Regions from separate parts of the Homo sapiens genome. Here region 2 is linked to region 1. The links are chromatin contacts, found by Hi-C or POLR2A ChIA-PET in ENCODE. All regions are on one chromosome and are shown on one strand. Each heading gives the region's core, a stretch centred on a gene start or an enhancer-like site at or near the end of the contact. The rest is flanking DNA. Distances are from core to core; before and after follow the strand shown. Region 1 holds the start of LOC124901283 (a long non-coding RNA gene). Region 2 overlaps CARMIL1 (capping protein regulator and myosin 1 linker 1).

Region 1 (7,641 bases), core at 2,778-5,277:
GCTGAGGTGGGAGGATCACTTGAGCTTGGGAGGTCGGGGCTGCAGTGAGCCAAGATTGCACCACTGCACTCCAGCCTGGGCCACAGAGTGAGACTTTGTCTCAGGGGGCGGGGGAAGGTGGGAAAAAAGAACAGAGTAGATACAGAAGCCAAATTGCAATACAAAGAGAGAGGTTAACATTGTGAGAGAAGGTGCAGGTGTTCAGAGATAGAAGGAAGTAATGTTATAAAAATAAAACTATATTTGTGTAATTTAACATAAAATAGTTCCTTGACAGGAAAAAAATTATGGGAAGCACTGTGCTACATAAATTCAACTGAAAATGTGTTCATCCAACCATTAATCATAATCTGTCTGGGCCAATGAAATACAAATGATGTTCTTGTTAGCTGCAGTAGGCTTCAGAGTCAAAGGCATTCAGATTATGTTCCCACTACATTCTAACAGGAAAATCAATCCATTCACTAAATGGGCGTTAGCAATAAAATACACTAGAGCGTTCCAAAACACACAATTTACCTGGTTTATTGGGCCAGATTATCTTTCTCTGTAGACATATGATCCTTCTTTGAAATGCTTTGTCCTCATTCAGCTTTTATTCATGTGACTAAATGCTAGAGTTTCACTGTAATCCTACCTATTCCAACCCAGAATTCATGGTAAAATATTCCATCTTGGACTCTGTTCAAGAAAACGAATCCGAAGAACTGGTAGAAGAACTGAAATACAACATTGTTACACCCATTCTATAGCCCCCACGTTGTCCAATATTCTGTTGTTATAACTACATGTGGTTGTTTAAATATAAATTAATTAAATAAAATTAAAAATTTGATTTTCCCTTTTATACTAGTCACCACTCAAGTGCTCAGTTGCCACATGTGACTAGTGGCTACTTCATTGGACAATCAAAAAGTATTTCCATCATTGCAGAAAACTGTTAGATAGCACTGATAGACAGACAGACACATACATACATACATACACACACACACACACACACACACACACACACACACACACACGCTCTGTGGTCATTAGGCAAGGACCATCAGAATAGCATGAAAGTAAAATGTCTGTCAGTGCAGAAGCCAATATGCCAAACTTTAACCTCCATACCCTAGTTTTAATTTCTGTATCAGGCTGTCTTATTGTCTTATTAAACTAATCTGTATTAAGATGATTTTTTCCTCCCAGAGGTATGTTAGTCATAGGTCACTAGATTGAGTGCCTAAGGAAGGCTGTAGCATCTCCTTCTATATAAAATAATTTGGAAACTGCCCCTTTTGGAAATTGGTAAGTAGAGTTATGAATTCTGAAAACTTCTTACATTTATTTTGCTCAAATAGAAAGATTTATAGATTTAGCAAAACTCACAGTCTATGTGGACAGTGCTAGCTTATTTGTACTTACTAGATCCTTATATGTTAGGTCCCAATGGGTTATTAACTAGGTAAGTCACTTATCTTCCCTGAGACTCAGTTTCTTTGACTATAAAATGGGAATTATAACATCAATGTCACAGATTTGTTATAAAGAAAGATTAAATATGATGTTGTATAGGAAAGTGTAGCCTTCATGGAAGTGGGCAAGAAATGATTAAAGAGTAACCACAGTTGCAAGTCAGGTGGAGTGTTAAAGATTCTAATGACTTCTGCACTTCAATCTAGGAATGGCTTTTGCCACCAAAGAGCCAGAAGCTTGCAGAAAATTCCTCTTACCACAAAGAGTGCAGAGCAGAAATCCAATTCACAAGTAATCATTGGTGGAATGGATTTTGTGAGATATGATTCTGTGATCTTCAAAAGCTGCCAGTGAAGAGATATTTGTACACCTGTGTTCCTAGTAGCACTATTCACGATTGCCAAAAGGTGTAAACCACCCAAATGTCCATTGATGGAGGAATGAACAAAATATGGTATATACAATGGATTATTCAACCTTGAAAAGGAAAGAAATTCTGATACTTGCTGCAACATGGATGAACCTTGAAGCCATTATGCTAAGTTAAATAAGCCAGTCAAAGGGCAAACACTGTATGACTCCACTTATGTGAGCATCCTAAAGTAGTCAAATTCATAGAGATAGAAAGTAGAATGGTATTGCCAGTGCCAAGTAGAATGGTTGTGGGGATGAGAGAATGGGGAGTTGTTTGGTGGGCAGTTTCAGTTTTGTAAGATGAAAAGTATTCTGGAGATTGGTTGCACAATAATGTGAATGTACTTAACATTACACATTACACTTAGAAATGGTTAAGATTGTAAATATGTGTTTTTCACAATTTTTGAAAAGCTGCATAATTTATATTACTATAAAGGTGGCAGACTCCATTTTGGGGGAAGACTTCTTTTGCAGGTGGAGGGGACACTAATAGATTTTAATTGTGCATAACAGGCCCAGAATCCTGCTCTGATGATAATATAAAAACCTCCTCTCATTGTGGATAGAACACTGGTGTGCAATGTCATGTTGGAGCCTGAGGCAAAAGGATAAATATGTACCCCTGTATATATATATATATATATATATATATATATATACACACACACACACACACATATATATAGTAGCTATATATATATATACACATATATATAGTAGCTGTATATATATATAGTAGCTATATATATATATATACACACACACAATAGCAAGAAAGACAGTTACTTAGATATTATATGAGAAAAAGGAGAGCAAAATCTTGTGTGTATATATATATACACACACACATACACACAAAGTACCCTCCCCCATATTTTGAACCAAATAGAAAAAGTAAAAGTTCTGCCATTCAAAAATATGACTAAATATAAAGCATTATATTGTCCAATCTGTTCACACACCATCATCACCCCTTATCAACCCGCCTAGCTCTGTGGGCTCAGGAACCTTGAGCTAATCAACAACTATGCTTTATTGCACAAAAATGCAGAGTTGCAAAACAAACAGCCTGTTTTTATTTAAACTATTGCTATTTTATTATCGATTTTAGCATTAATTTTAATTTTTAAAATATTGCATTAACATATTATTGCTCTTAATTGTTAACTCTTTTGGTGTTCCGTTAAAACTTGTGGCCTCATGCATCATTGCCTTACTCTCATTCTGGCCCTGTGCCTAGAGATTATCGTGAGCTTAACTCCAATTCTCCTACGGCTATAGCTAAGAAATAATGATGGAGTTGTGGGCTTTATGATGGAGAGAGTCAAGGGAACTGTTTGTTCAAGTGGGAGGCCGACCCAGTGCTATGGTCTGAATGTCCCCTCAAAATTCTTACGTTGAAACCTAACTACCAGGGTGATGTATTAGGAGGTGGGGCTTTTGGGAGATGGTTAGGTCATTAGGGCAGAACTATCATGAGTGGAATCAGTATCCTTCTTACAAGAGATCCCAGAGAGTTGCCTTGTCCCTTCTCCCATTGGAGAACACAGCAAGATGATGGCTGTCTACAAACCAGGAAGCAGGCCCTCACTAGACACTGAATTCATCAGTGCCCTGATCTTGGACTTCCCAGCCTCCAGCACTGTGAGGAGTAAAAGTTGTTTACAAGCCACCTAGCTTATGGTATTTTTGGTACAGCAGCTGAAACAAACTAAGACAGCCAGTAACTTGGAGACACTGGTGGGAGTGGGAGAAGGTGGGTAGAAGGATGACCAGGGATCGTCCTATGAAAAGGCCATGACTGAAAGGTTTCAGGAGCAATGGGATCTGAGGACAACTCAGGCACAGACTTTCCTTTCTGCATTGCAGGTCTTTGACCTTATTTTCAAGTCTTCAGTAAAGTTTCTTAAATGCTACAGTGATTCTTGGGAGAATGAAGAGCAAAACCAGAAACCACAGAGTGACAGATTGGCCTGGAGAAAGCTACAATAGCAAGAAAGACAGTTACTTAGATATTATATGAGAAAAAGGAGAGCAAAATCTTATTATTCAAGCCACATGCATGAACTGCATACTTCCTTGCCACCAATTAAAATTGCAAGTCCTACAGGCCCCCAAACTCAGGCACAGATGCAAGAACTGGACTTGATTGTAAAACCACACCCTGTGGTCATTAGATAACTAAGTCATTAGATAACTATGTCTGGAATGAAGGAAGAAACAGGCCAAATAGACAGAAAAAGAAGTTACTGGGATTTATGAAATCAGATAAAATAATTGGTATCTGGAATTATATTCTAAATGAAAAAAACCACATGGGATTTGAAACGTAGAAACAGGGCAACTTCAGAAACACCAGACTGATGTGAATTGGAGCATATTTATAGTTCTTCAGTTTCCACAGGCCAGCACACTGAGTAACTGAAAGACTGGATGGCTTTACTAGAAATTGAGGCTTTCTATTAAATAAGAAACACAAGAAAAGTCAGTCAAAAATTAAGTTTTTAATGGCATTTAAATTGTATTTCTGAACTGAAGAAAATCTATATTAATCAAGATTAGACAATCTACACTAGACAAATTGTACCTATTGTACCTGAAAGAAGGTCATCACGGGCAGACTTCAGAAGGTGGAGTACACGTGGCATGACCTAAAATTCACTTACAGGAATTTCATAAGTTCAAAATACTTACTAAGTGGAAATTAAAGATTGCTATAAATATTGCTGGGGCTCTTAGACTATGAAGAATACATCACTTCTATATGTCCAGAAGAGGCACAGCAGAGACGCTGGGAGCAGTGGAGACGCTGAGTAGAACAATGTGAAGTGAAAAGCAGTATCTTCAAGAATGTGTGTGTCCACGCACTTGCTGTCACTCAGAACGGGGTCCCAGATTTGAGTCTCTGAATACTAAAGTGAAAAGTGGCAATTGATATTAGAAAACTCAAAAGGATGATTATTTTAGGACAGGCTCACCTACAGTATATAAAATGATAAATAGACAACATAGATCCTGGAAAACCAGCAAAAAGCCAGGAGCCAGGTCCCTGAAGGGAACAAGACCCAGAGCAGATGATTTGCCTACATTAAGATTTGGCGTGAAATGCTTTCCCTCTCTATTTATATTCCTTGCATAGGTACCGACTATGAGAATCAGACACTACAACTTGGCTGCACGTGAGAGAGAAAAATGGAGATTTATCACTGGAATGACACTGTCTATAAGTTGTGACATATACATTCATGCTTAAGTGTTTAGCAAATTTTACTTAGTTCTCACATTATATGTTTTCACTTACTGTCAATGAATGACAACAAAACAAGATGCATAACATTCTGAATTAAAGAGCCCCTCTGGAGAATGCTAAAAAGATACCCCCAGCTGACAGAAATCCAAATTCTAGTAGTTAATCTAGAATAAGCAGACTAATTAAACAGTGTATCTGACTTAAGTGCCATCTATTTGAATCAGAATCATCTGGGATGCTTGTTAGAAACACACATCTCCAGGACCTAACCCAGACCCACCAAATCTGGGTTTAGGCATCTGCCTGTCAGCAACTTCCCTGGGTGATTCTTAGACACACAAGTGTGGGTGGAGCTTATTTTTTATAGCAAATACTAATAAAAGAGGGAATTCTCACTAAAATAAGTCATTGAGATCTGAGATTTTTGCCCTTCTACAAGGGGTGGGGTAGCCTCCAACCTGGATCCTACCCCAGGGGCTCCATCAGCTGCACAATTGGTCTTTGAGGACCAGATGACATCTGCCTCCTTGAGCCAAGCCCAGGATTTTTCTGAAGAGGGAAGAAAGTGGGCTGCCACAAGCCCCTGTGGCATGGCCAGATGGAGGCCCCGAGACCCTCCATTCTTCAGATTTTAACCTGGCACCCCAAGGAAAACCACAGGCAAAGTCCTAGGGAAATTCCCCTTCCCACCCTGCTATCTTACAAGCAGCAAACTCCCTCTGAAATGCCACATACCCTTACAGGTGTTATAACTGGAATTTTGGGAGACAAAGAACTACTCCAAATGTTGGGAAACAGGCCTTCCTGTGGGGTTTGTTCTTTAGCATGGAAGCAACAGGAGCATCTAATAAACTGCCCTCAGGAAGAATTTTTCTATGCTCTTAAGAACCACTAGCTTACACCCCAAACATATGAAACTTCGAACAAACGTGTTGAATGTTTTTCTATTAAAGGAAATCGTTTAACTCTTTAAAAATAAATAATAATATGCCGGCCAGGCACGGTGGCTCACCCCTGTAATCCCAGCACTTTGGGAGGCTGAGGTGGGAGGACTGCTTGAGCCCTGGAGTTCAAGAGCAGCCTGGCCACCATGTGGAAATCCCATCTCTACTGAAAATACAAAAATTAGCCAGGCATGGTGGTATGCGTCTGTAGTGGTAGCCTGAGTAGCTGCCTCAGGAGGCTGAGGCAGGAAAATCGCTTGAACCCGGGAGGCAGAGGTTGCAGTGAGCCGAGATCGTGCCACTGCACTCCAGCCTGGGCGACAGAGCAAAACCGTGTCTCATAAATTAATACAATGCCAATGTCAATGTTTTAGCTTTGGCAAATATTCCATGATAATGTAAGATATTAACAATGAGGGAAACTGGGTGAGAGGTATAAGGGAACTCTCTGAACTCGCTCGCTTTGCAATTTTAAATCATTTCAGATCATTCCAAACTAAAACGCTTATTAAATATAATAAACAAATGAGAATGACCTGCTGGTGCCTGCAGGTCTCCCAGGCGGGTTTATTTCCGATCCCACCTCTTCTTCAGGCTGTGGCCTCTCCCGCAGAAGCTCAGCCTCCATGAGTTGGAGATTCTCTCGCCGCAGCATCCCTCAGGATGGAGTTTCGGCTTTCCTTCCCTCGGGGACTTTTTATACGCAGCCCGTGCGTAATCATTGGTGCACGTCCAGGCTGCTGCTTCTAGCCCCTGCCCCGCAGCTCTGTCTCCTGGGAAACCATTTCCATCTGGTTAAGACTCCAAGATTGAAATCATGTGGAGTTGATTTGCCTACATCTAAGATTTGGCTTGAAATGTATTTCCTCTCTATTTATATTCTTTGCGTATATGTCTACCATAAGAACCACACAATATAAAGCACTGTGGGGAGGAGGTGTTAAAGAAAGATCTTTGGGCTCGTCGACTTGAGTTGAAATACTTCATAAGAGCACAGTTTAATTTTTTTTGGAAAGTAGGTTTTTAAAAATTATTTTCCACCGTGCTTATTTTCAGAGGTAACAATTAAGAGGGATACATTTTTTTTTTTAATTTTGAGTGTTGGACCTTTTAAAAACTCCCTGTTAAAAGAATATGAAGGAAGTAGGGGGAAATGTTCTCTTTGTGAACGAATTCTAAATGGAGTGCATTGTGTGAAGCTAAAGGAAAACTTCATTTGAGTAATATTCTAATTGTATTCTTCCGTATCGTGCAGGAGAAGATGACAACCTGTATTTTACTGCTCAAAAAAGAAAATACAAGGCTCAACTTGTTTCTGATGCAGAACTCAGGAGCTCCTAAAAGAGCAAGTGGAATGAAATGTTTCCTTTTTGATTTTCTTCTCTTTTGAAACCATTCACCCATTGTTTATTTGGAAATAGCTTATGTGGCATGCAGAATCCATGAACACAAAAACTGAACATTTATTTATCCAACATATTACACATACTGTGATTGCTTCAAGCTGTGTGAGGCGTGGCCTGTGCCAATGCAAGATTCAATTAGAATTCTGAGATATGTTAAAAT
Region 2 (7,641 bases), core at 2,081-4,580, 83 kb after region 1:
TTCTCAGCCCTTGGCAACAGCTAGTCTACTTTCTGTCTCTATGGACCGGCCTAGTCTAGATATTTTATATAAATGGAATTATATAATATGTGGCCTTCATGTCTGGCTTATGTCATTTAGCATAATATTTTCAAAGTTCTTCCATGTTGTAGCATGGGTTAGAACTTCATTCTTCTTTTATTATGGTTGAATGATATTCCACTGTATGAATATACCACATCTTTTTTTTTTTTTTTTTTTTGGAGACAGAATCTTGCTCTGTTGCCCAGGCTAGAATGCAATGGCACGATCTCGGCTCACTGCAAGCTCCGTCTCCTGGGTTCAAGGGATTCTCCTGTCTCAGCTTCTCGAGTAGTTGGGATTACAGGTGCACGCCACCGCACCCGGCTAATTTTTGTATTTTTAGTAGAGGTGGGGCTTCACCTCCTTGGCCAGGCTGGTCTTAAACTCCTGACCTCATGATCCACCCGCCTCTGCCTCCCAAAGTGCTGGGATTACAGGAGTGAGCCACCCCGCCGGGCCACATCTTTTTTTAATCTATTCCTTCACTAATAGATTGTGGGTTGTTTCCACCTTCTCACTATGTGAGTAATGCTCTTATGAGCGTGCATACAAGTTTTTGTGTGGGCATATGTGCTCAAGTCTCTGATCCCCTAGATGTCTTGCCTATCCTACAGATCCAGGCCTACCACAAAAAAGTGTAGAAGGATCATATACCATGAGAACATAAAGGAGGGACATGTAGACTTAATTAGGGAGTCAGGGAAGGCTGCCCCTGAGGCCACCATATCCAAGCTGCGGCTTGAGAGATAGGTTGAATAGAAAAGTTTTTCAAACTGCAGCTGATCACCCATTAGTAGGTTGTGAATTCAGTTTAGTGAATCATGGCCAGCATTTTTTAGGAGGTGAACTAAAATAGAATAGTAGATGTTAGAGGACATTCCATGTGGTAAGGGTAAGTATTGTTGCATGAAATTTATTTTCAGTAGCTATATGAGCGCATCTAGCAAATTGTGACGTAAGAAGTATTCTATATTCCGGGTTGCAATCAGAAAAATATGAAAGCCACTGCTCTAGGGATTTTTTAAAAGGAGATTATTTATTAATCTGGAGCTTTAAATATGGTTCCACTAGAAGATTGGAGAGATACAGGAGAGAGAAGAACCTAGAAAGCTGAAGATCCTTTGAAAGCTTAAAGTTCTGTGATTTCTACACTTTTAAAATGATTCATTTATTCAACAAATATTAAAATATTTACCATAGGCCTAGATTGCACTAAATTCTGGGAGCATATGTAAGATTTGTGTGATTTTGTTTTTTTTGTGATCTGGCAGAGAAGATGTACAAGCAATTAAAATGACTTCTATAAAACATGGTGGGTTGAGGCCGGGTGCGGTGGCCAAGGTGGGTGGATCACCTGAGGTCAGGAGGTTGAGACCAGCCTGGCCAACATGGTGAAATTCCATCTCTACTAAAAATACAAAAAACTGGCCGGGTGTGGTGGTGGGCGCCTGTAATACCAGCCACTCGGGAGGCTGAGGCCAGAGAATTGCTTGAACCCAGGAGGCGGAGGTTGCAGTGAGCCAAGATCGTGCCACTGCACTCCAGCCTGGGTGGCAGAGCAAGACTCTTGTCTCAAAACAAAACAAAACACAAAAAAAACCATGACGGGTTGAACGCATAAGTACCTTTAGTTTTTCCAAAATGTCTCTAAAATGAAATAAAATAAATAATGAAATAAAAAAGACACAGGCACCTCAAAGGTAGGAGAATAGGAGAGGAGATCACAGCAGTTAATTGCCATCAAGATGTCTTTGGAAGGAGTCACTGACTAAGCTGACTGGCTTAGTCACTGACTGGCTAAGCAGAGGAAGCTGGACTCTAAGGATCTCAAAGAGGATATCAGTAAGTGAGCCAGTTAGCTCCATAAAACTCCAGAAAAGTTCAGGATTTGGAAGCTCTAGGTCTTGCATAAGGCTGTAGGATATATAGAGCGGGGGAAAAAAAGAGCATTAGATGGAGATCTGTAAAAGCTGTTAAGCCCCAGTTCCCACCCCCACCCATCAGATCCAGGTGCTTGCCCCTCCTCTCACCCTGAAGGTTCTATTGTGAAAAGCTGTAAATCATTAGCCATCCATCCCCCCAACCTGCAAAGGTACACACCTAATAGATATGATACACACCCATCAGAAACAATGGCACACTTAGTTTAGAAGGGAAAAGTGGGCATACCCTTGTGGGTGTGTCATGATCTTAGAGGGCCAGGGGATAAGTAGTTTGAAAGTGATCTCCAAGGTGATTTTGAAGACACAATTCTCCCATCCCACTCTCGATTACTAGCCACTGATTTTGTCTCAGGAGGCATTAGCCGCCTGTCAAACTGCTGGGACATTATTTTTCTCTTAGTCAATAAAAGTAGTTTGACATCCATCACATATAGCATTTGCTAGGTCTTGTGGGAGGCAACGATTACAACAAAAGGGTAAAATATTGTCCTGTGCTCATGGAACTTCAAATCTAGTTATTGGTGATTATATACATTCTAAATTAAACACTTTCAAAATAAGACATCTTGTCAAGGTGAAGGATTAAAAACCTTTTTGTCCTATCCTGTCTATATTTCCTCTCACCCCCTCCCATCTGGGTGTGCTCAGATAAACTTTAGAGCACCCAAGGTTTATAGAACTCCTGACAGCGACCTCACCAAAGGCTGGACTTCCTATTTGTCATAAACTTGTTGAAATTTTGTTTGACTGCTTTAGTACAGGAGTATATTCCCCAAGACAAGAGACCTGAGAGCTTTTCCCTGGTTAAGATACCAAGGATGATTTCCAAATTTTAGACATCCTTCCCCTTGTTCCACCAATTTTTTTTTTCTTCTGGGAAAATAGCCAGGATGATTGCAAAACATAAGCTTGTAAAAAGGCAAAACTCCATGGATGTAAGAAAGTAAATTTCTTGAGGGCCACACCCATGATAACGCTGGAATTTTCATTTAATTCCTAACTCATTTTTTGTTGTTTTTGTTTTTTTAAACTCAAATGTGTCTCTTTAATTGAGGTCACTTACTTGGTTGGGAGATTAATATTCTGGTGGGGAAACTTTCTTTTTAGAGTTTATATTGTTTTATTCCTTCAGTCACTCAGTATTACTAATGGGGTAGCTTTTGGAATTTTCCATCCCCCCCACTTTCAGATTACTTTTGTCTTTTTTTTTTTCCCTGAGAAATTAGTGAAAACAGTTTGAAGTCTTGCCACGTTGTAAGGAGATTTGCATTATTTAAGGAAACAGCTGGCAGATCTCTATAATGCCCCACCTCTGTTCTGCCAGTGCCTAAAATTTCCTTTGCATGACTCAGTTAAAAAAAAAAAAAAAAAAAAAAAAAACCAGAGGAGGGGAACGAGTGGAGAGAAGAAACCCTTGTTTCCCTTTCTGAGTTGTAAAAAGCTTTTATCAAGGTTTACATTTAGTCATGCTTCTGTCCTCTAGTGGATGGCAGCATGTGATGAACTCAGAGAAACTCTTCTCCCAAATTGGCCAGTAAGAACTCTGCAAAAACTGTGGATGAGCTGAGCTTACCTCCCATAATTTTATTTTGAAAATAAAAAATTTTCCCCACATAGTAAACACAGTTATCTTCACGAGTGTGGGAATGATTAAGAAAAAAAAACCAAGCTTAGATTTTGCAAGATGGGTGACCTGAAGTTTTGCCTAGAGGGAGAGAAGGGTCTCTTCCTCCTTTCACTCTGTTCTTGACAGCGCCTGCAGCCTGCCCTGGAAGAACGGGTTTCTTCTTCAGATAGAAAGGAATTGCTGGCTCTTCTGCCAGCCTTGCCCATAGGCCTGGCTGTTTCCCTGATGCACCTTCCCTGCTCAAGTTGCTATCCTTATCATTTTATATTTTTGTGCCAGTATAGATTTGGTCCTATAAGGCTGCAGATACATAGTGGGCAGAAAGATGGGGGGATGAGAGCACTGAGCCTACAACCTATTTGGAGGGACTCTGGGCAGCATGAGGATGAGGGGCAGGGCCAGGGCCACCGCTAACTAGTTAGCAGTCAGGCAAATAGTCAAGGACAGAGACCTTGTATACATTAATAGTGCCAGCATTTTAAAGATCTTTACCCAGGGAAGGCTGTATATATACAGTTATTTGGGAGAAACCAGAAATGGTGTATTTAAAAAAATTGGATGCCTTAAACTTCCAAATAAATGCGTTTTAGAGCTCACTTATCTGGAGGTTGGCCTATAACATTCCCTCTCTGATGTCTTGCCTTTCAACTGTTTTTTTTCACTTCTCAGAGTGGGCATGAGAAACCACAGGATGTAGAAACATGGAGTCAGTTTTGCTAAAGCAGGCCCTCATGAGACTTGGAAGGGAAGAGGTGATGAGTCCAATGAGAGTTTAAAATTAGATGTTCAGTTATTGATTCTATGTTTTCTTTGTAGTCAGTCTTTTTCTAATTAAAGTGGGTAAGACATTTGAATATAGGGAGATAAATGTGCTATGTTAAAGGATATAAAAAAATCCTGGAGGAAGTCTGAACTCTAAACTCTTTGGCAAGTCTTTCTGCCTGAATTTTGAAGCAAACTTAAAGATTATATATGTGGCTGGGCCTAGTGGCTTATGCTGTGGCTCCTGACCTTGTGATCCACCCACCCGCCTCGGCCTCCATCCCAGCACTTTGGGAGGCCGAGGCGGGTGGATCACGAGGTCAGGAGCCCAAGACCATCCTGGCCAACATGGTGAAACCCTGTCTCTACTAAAAATACAAAAATTAGCTGGGTGTGGTGGCACGTGCCTGTAGTCCCAGCTACTTGGGAGGCTGAGGCAGGAGAATTGCTTGAACCCGGGAGGCAGAGGTTGCAGTGAGCTGAGATCACACCACTGCACTCCAGCCTGGGCGACAGAGCAAGATTCTGTCTCAAAAAAAAAAAAAATTATATATATACACACCCCCACACACAATACATACATACACATATATACGTATACATACACATACATATATATGTATGTATACATTCACACATGCACTTATATATTCACAATGATAGTTAAGCTAGTTTTTGCCCTCCTTATCAGTATGTCACATATCCATGTTGTTTCCTGGTATATCCAGCTGTTTCCTTAATGAGACTGCCTCCATCTTTCAGATATTTACCAACAGTTGAGTATATACTTGGCTTTATTGCAGGACCTGGCTATGATACAGATGGATGTACTCTGTATAGATGCCCAAAATAACTTTTATTTTTATGATGGTTAGATTTTGCCTGCATATTTAAGGTTTTGCTGTATATACTAATTTGCTTCAGAGTCAGAAAAATAGCAGCAAACTCTGAGAGGGGACTGAAAAAGTATCACTGACTTAGGGGTTATTATAGTAGGAATGGAACTACAGAGATAGCCTTTGTCACTGCTTTGTGAGAAAGCAGTGGAGAAAAATACAATAGCTCCTATTTATTAAAAGCTTCCTATATGTCAGTACTATATGTATTATCTGTTTTAATCCTCACAGTAACTGTGTGAAGCGGGTCCTAATTATCTTCCTTTTACAGATGAAGAAAGTGAAGGCAGTCTTTAGGTGTCCTCCCAAAGTTGCAGAACATGAGAGGCAGAGTGTGGATGAGGCTCTATGTCTTAGATTATAAGGACAGTGCTCATTTCCATTGCATTAAGGAAAATATCCTAGTCTATCCTGTTTAATCCTAGGAACCCTGTGGTGTGGAGAGGTTTTCTCTTACATACCAATTCTAAGCCTCTGCTTTGATCCTTTGTCTTGGTAGGCATCTTCTCTCCTCATTTACTGCTCACTGTGTGAGGATGATAGGCACTCCTCAGTTATAAACATCGCCCTTGCAAACATAGCAGCTTGGTCGCTCTCTCTGCGGTCTACCCTAAGGGCTCCCTAAATGCCCACACATGGCGGCAGGTGCCAGACTGGGGCCCGAGCAGGGCACTGGCTCTCCACAGCCTCCTCCATACCGCTGCCTGCTTTTTTTCTCTCATCTCTTCCCCCACCCGCCATTGTTTTTTTGTGTTTCCTTCCAGGCAGATTAGTTAATTCCACCTCAGGTAATCTCTTATTCTTTCTATGACAAAATGCATTCTTAGTTTCACACTGTTGTCATATAAATGAAGGAACCCTTTCACACAAATTGGGAATTGGCAGGATTTGATTCATCAATATTCTAGGCTGTTAGTTTTCCTTTTGCTGTGCTCACACAGAACCAGATACAGCAGAATTAAAGAGTAATAGGCACCCTCTAGTCCCTTGCTACTCAAATTGTGGTCCATGACCAGCGTCATTGCCAATACTTGGGGCTTGTTAGAACTGCAAAATCTCAGCCCCTCCCAGGCCTACAGAACCAGGTCCTGTAGTCTAACAAGATCTGCAGGAGCTTATTTGCACATTACACTTGAGAAACACTGTAAGCCTACCCTATTTCTGTCCTTTTCTTCCTAAGCTAAATGTTATGACTTGGTCACAGCTGAAAGCCTTCAGTGCCATTATTAGTAATGACGTTGGTGCTGATAAGGTTTGTAGATAACATTAAACTGAAAATGTTTCTTGACGTTAAACTGAGAAATGCTTCTAATGACCAGGAAGACAGAATTGAAAGTAGCCTTAATTAATTGAAGTGATTACTGTAAAACAGGTTAAAATTGCATAGGGAACACTGCCTGCCTGGCGAAGCATTGCATGGTGTGAGGAGTGGGCACAGGCGCAGCACTCAGGTGTTTTGCGTTTGTCTAGAAACACTGTCCTTTCAGTCCTTAAGCCTCATGGACAGCTGTTTCTCGGGGACTGTCAGGGTCTCAATTTTGAATTGTCTTACTGATTTTAGATGAGATAGTTTATATTCCAGAGGGCTTTTTTTTTTTTTTGAGACGGAGTCCCACTCTGTCGCCCAGGCTGGAGTGTGATCTCCACTCACCGCAACCTCCATCTCGCGGGTTCAAGCGATTCTCCTGCCTCAGCCTCCCAAGTAGCTGGAATTACAGGCGCATGTCACTGCGCCTGGCTAATTTTTGTATTTTTAGTAGAGACGGGGTTTCATCATGTTGGTCAGGCTGGTCTTGAACTCCTGACCTCAGGTGATCTGCCTGCCTCGGCCTCCAAAAGTGCTGGAATTAGACATGAGCCACCACGCCGGGCCATTATTATTATAATTTTTTTTAAAGACTAGTCTAGTGTAATAGAAGAGGGAAAGAGAAGAACAAGAAGTTCTGTCTGTAACTGACTGTGGACAATCAATGGAGATAATTCACAGCCTGCAGATTAGCCAGAGGGCCAATTGTTAAATCCTCATTATGCTGCCACTCTTGAGTCCTGTTAGGTTACTAGAAAGCAGTGCACCTGGAGACTCGGTACTTCTGTCTCAGAGCTGTCTTTCTAAAGTAAGATTTAGCATTAGGCCCTTAGTTTTTAACTGGGAAGTTGAGCAGAGAGGGAATGTTTGAAGACTGTTACTACAATTTTAAAACTAAAAGGTGTCACTGAGGGTACTGAGCGTGCTGTTTATTCTCTAATGCTCAGTTCCATGGGAGAAGTTTCTCTCAAAGTTGAGTTAGGGTGTTTTTTTCCTAAATGCTTTCTTTCTTTTTTTGGGATGGGGTCTCAGTCTGTTGCCCAG

The links. Hi-C counts contacts between places; a loop is a spot of excess contacts on that map. ChIA-PET counts read pairs that join two places held with the same protein, here RNA polymerase II (POLR2A). Pooled maps may share reads with other maps.
Region 2: a loop to region 1 is called in a map of PC-3, with 11 times the contacts of the local background. The contact joins two enhancer-like sites. A Hi-C loop is called at or near these places in 1 of 168 maps with a recorded cell type or tissue (PC-3) and 1 of 50 pooled maps. POLR2A ChIA-PET finds 5 or more read pairs at or near these places in 4 of 52 experiments (BJ, CD8-positive, alpha-beta T cell and activated T-cell).

Annotation. Positions count from the first base shown.
Region 1 is chr6:25,225,869-25,233,509 of GRCh38, forward strand. LOC124901283 (a long non-coding RNA gene) reads right to left here and starts at 6,748. Exons shown (of 2, transcript XR_007059516.1): 1 at 6,612-6,748; 2 at 4,367-4,793. Within about 2 kb of position 4,028, at least 2 of the 41 ENCODE cell types and tissues checked have a DNase peak (open chromatin) inside an H3K27ac peak, as active enhancers do; they include PC-3, where a contact is called at or near this core.
Region 2 is chr6:25,309,546-25,317,186 of GRCh38, forward strand. The region is part of intron 2 of CARMIL1 (capping protein regulator and myosin 1 linker 1); the gene reads left to right. Among named protein-coding and RNA genes, the nearest start is that of CARMIL1, 34 kb to the left of the region's middle. RefSeq lists enhancers at 1,558-2,058, 6,114-6,804. Within about 2 kb of position 3,331, at least 6 of the 41 ENCODE cell types and tissues checked have a DNase peak (open chromatin) inside an H3K27ac peak, as active enhancers do; they include PC-3, where a contact is called at or near this core.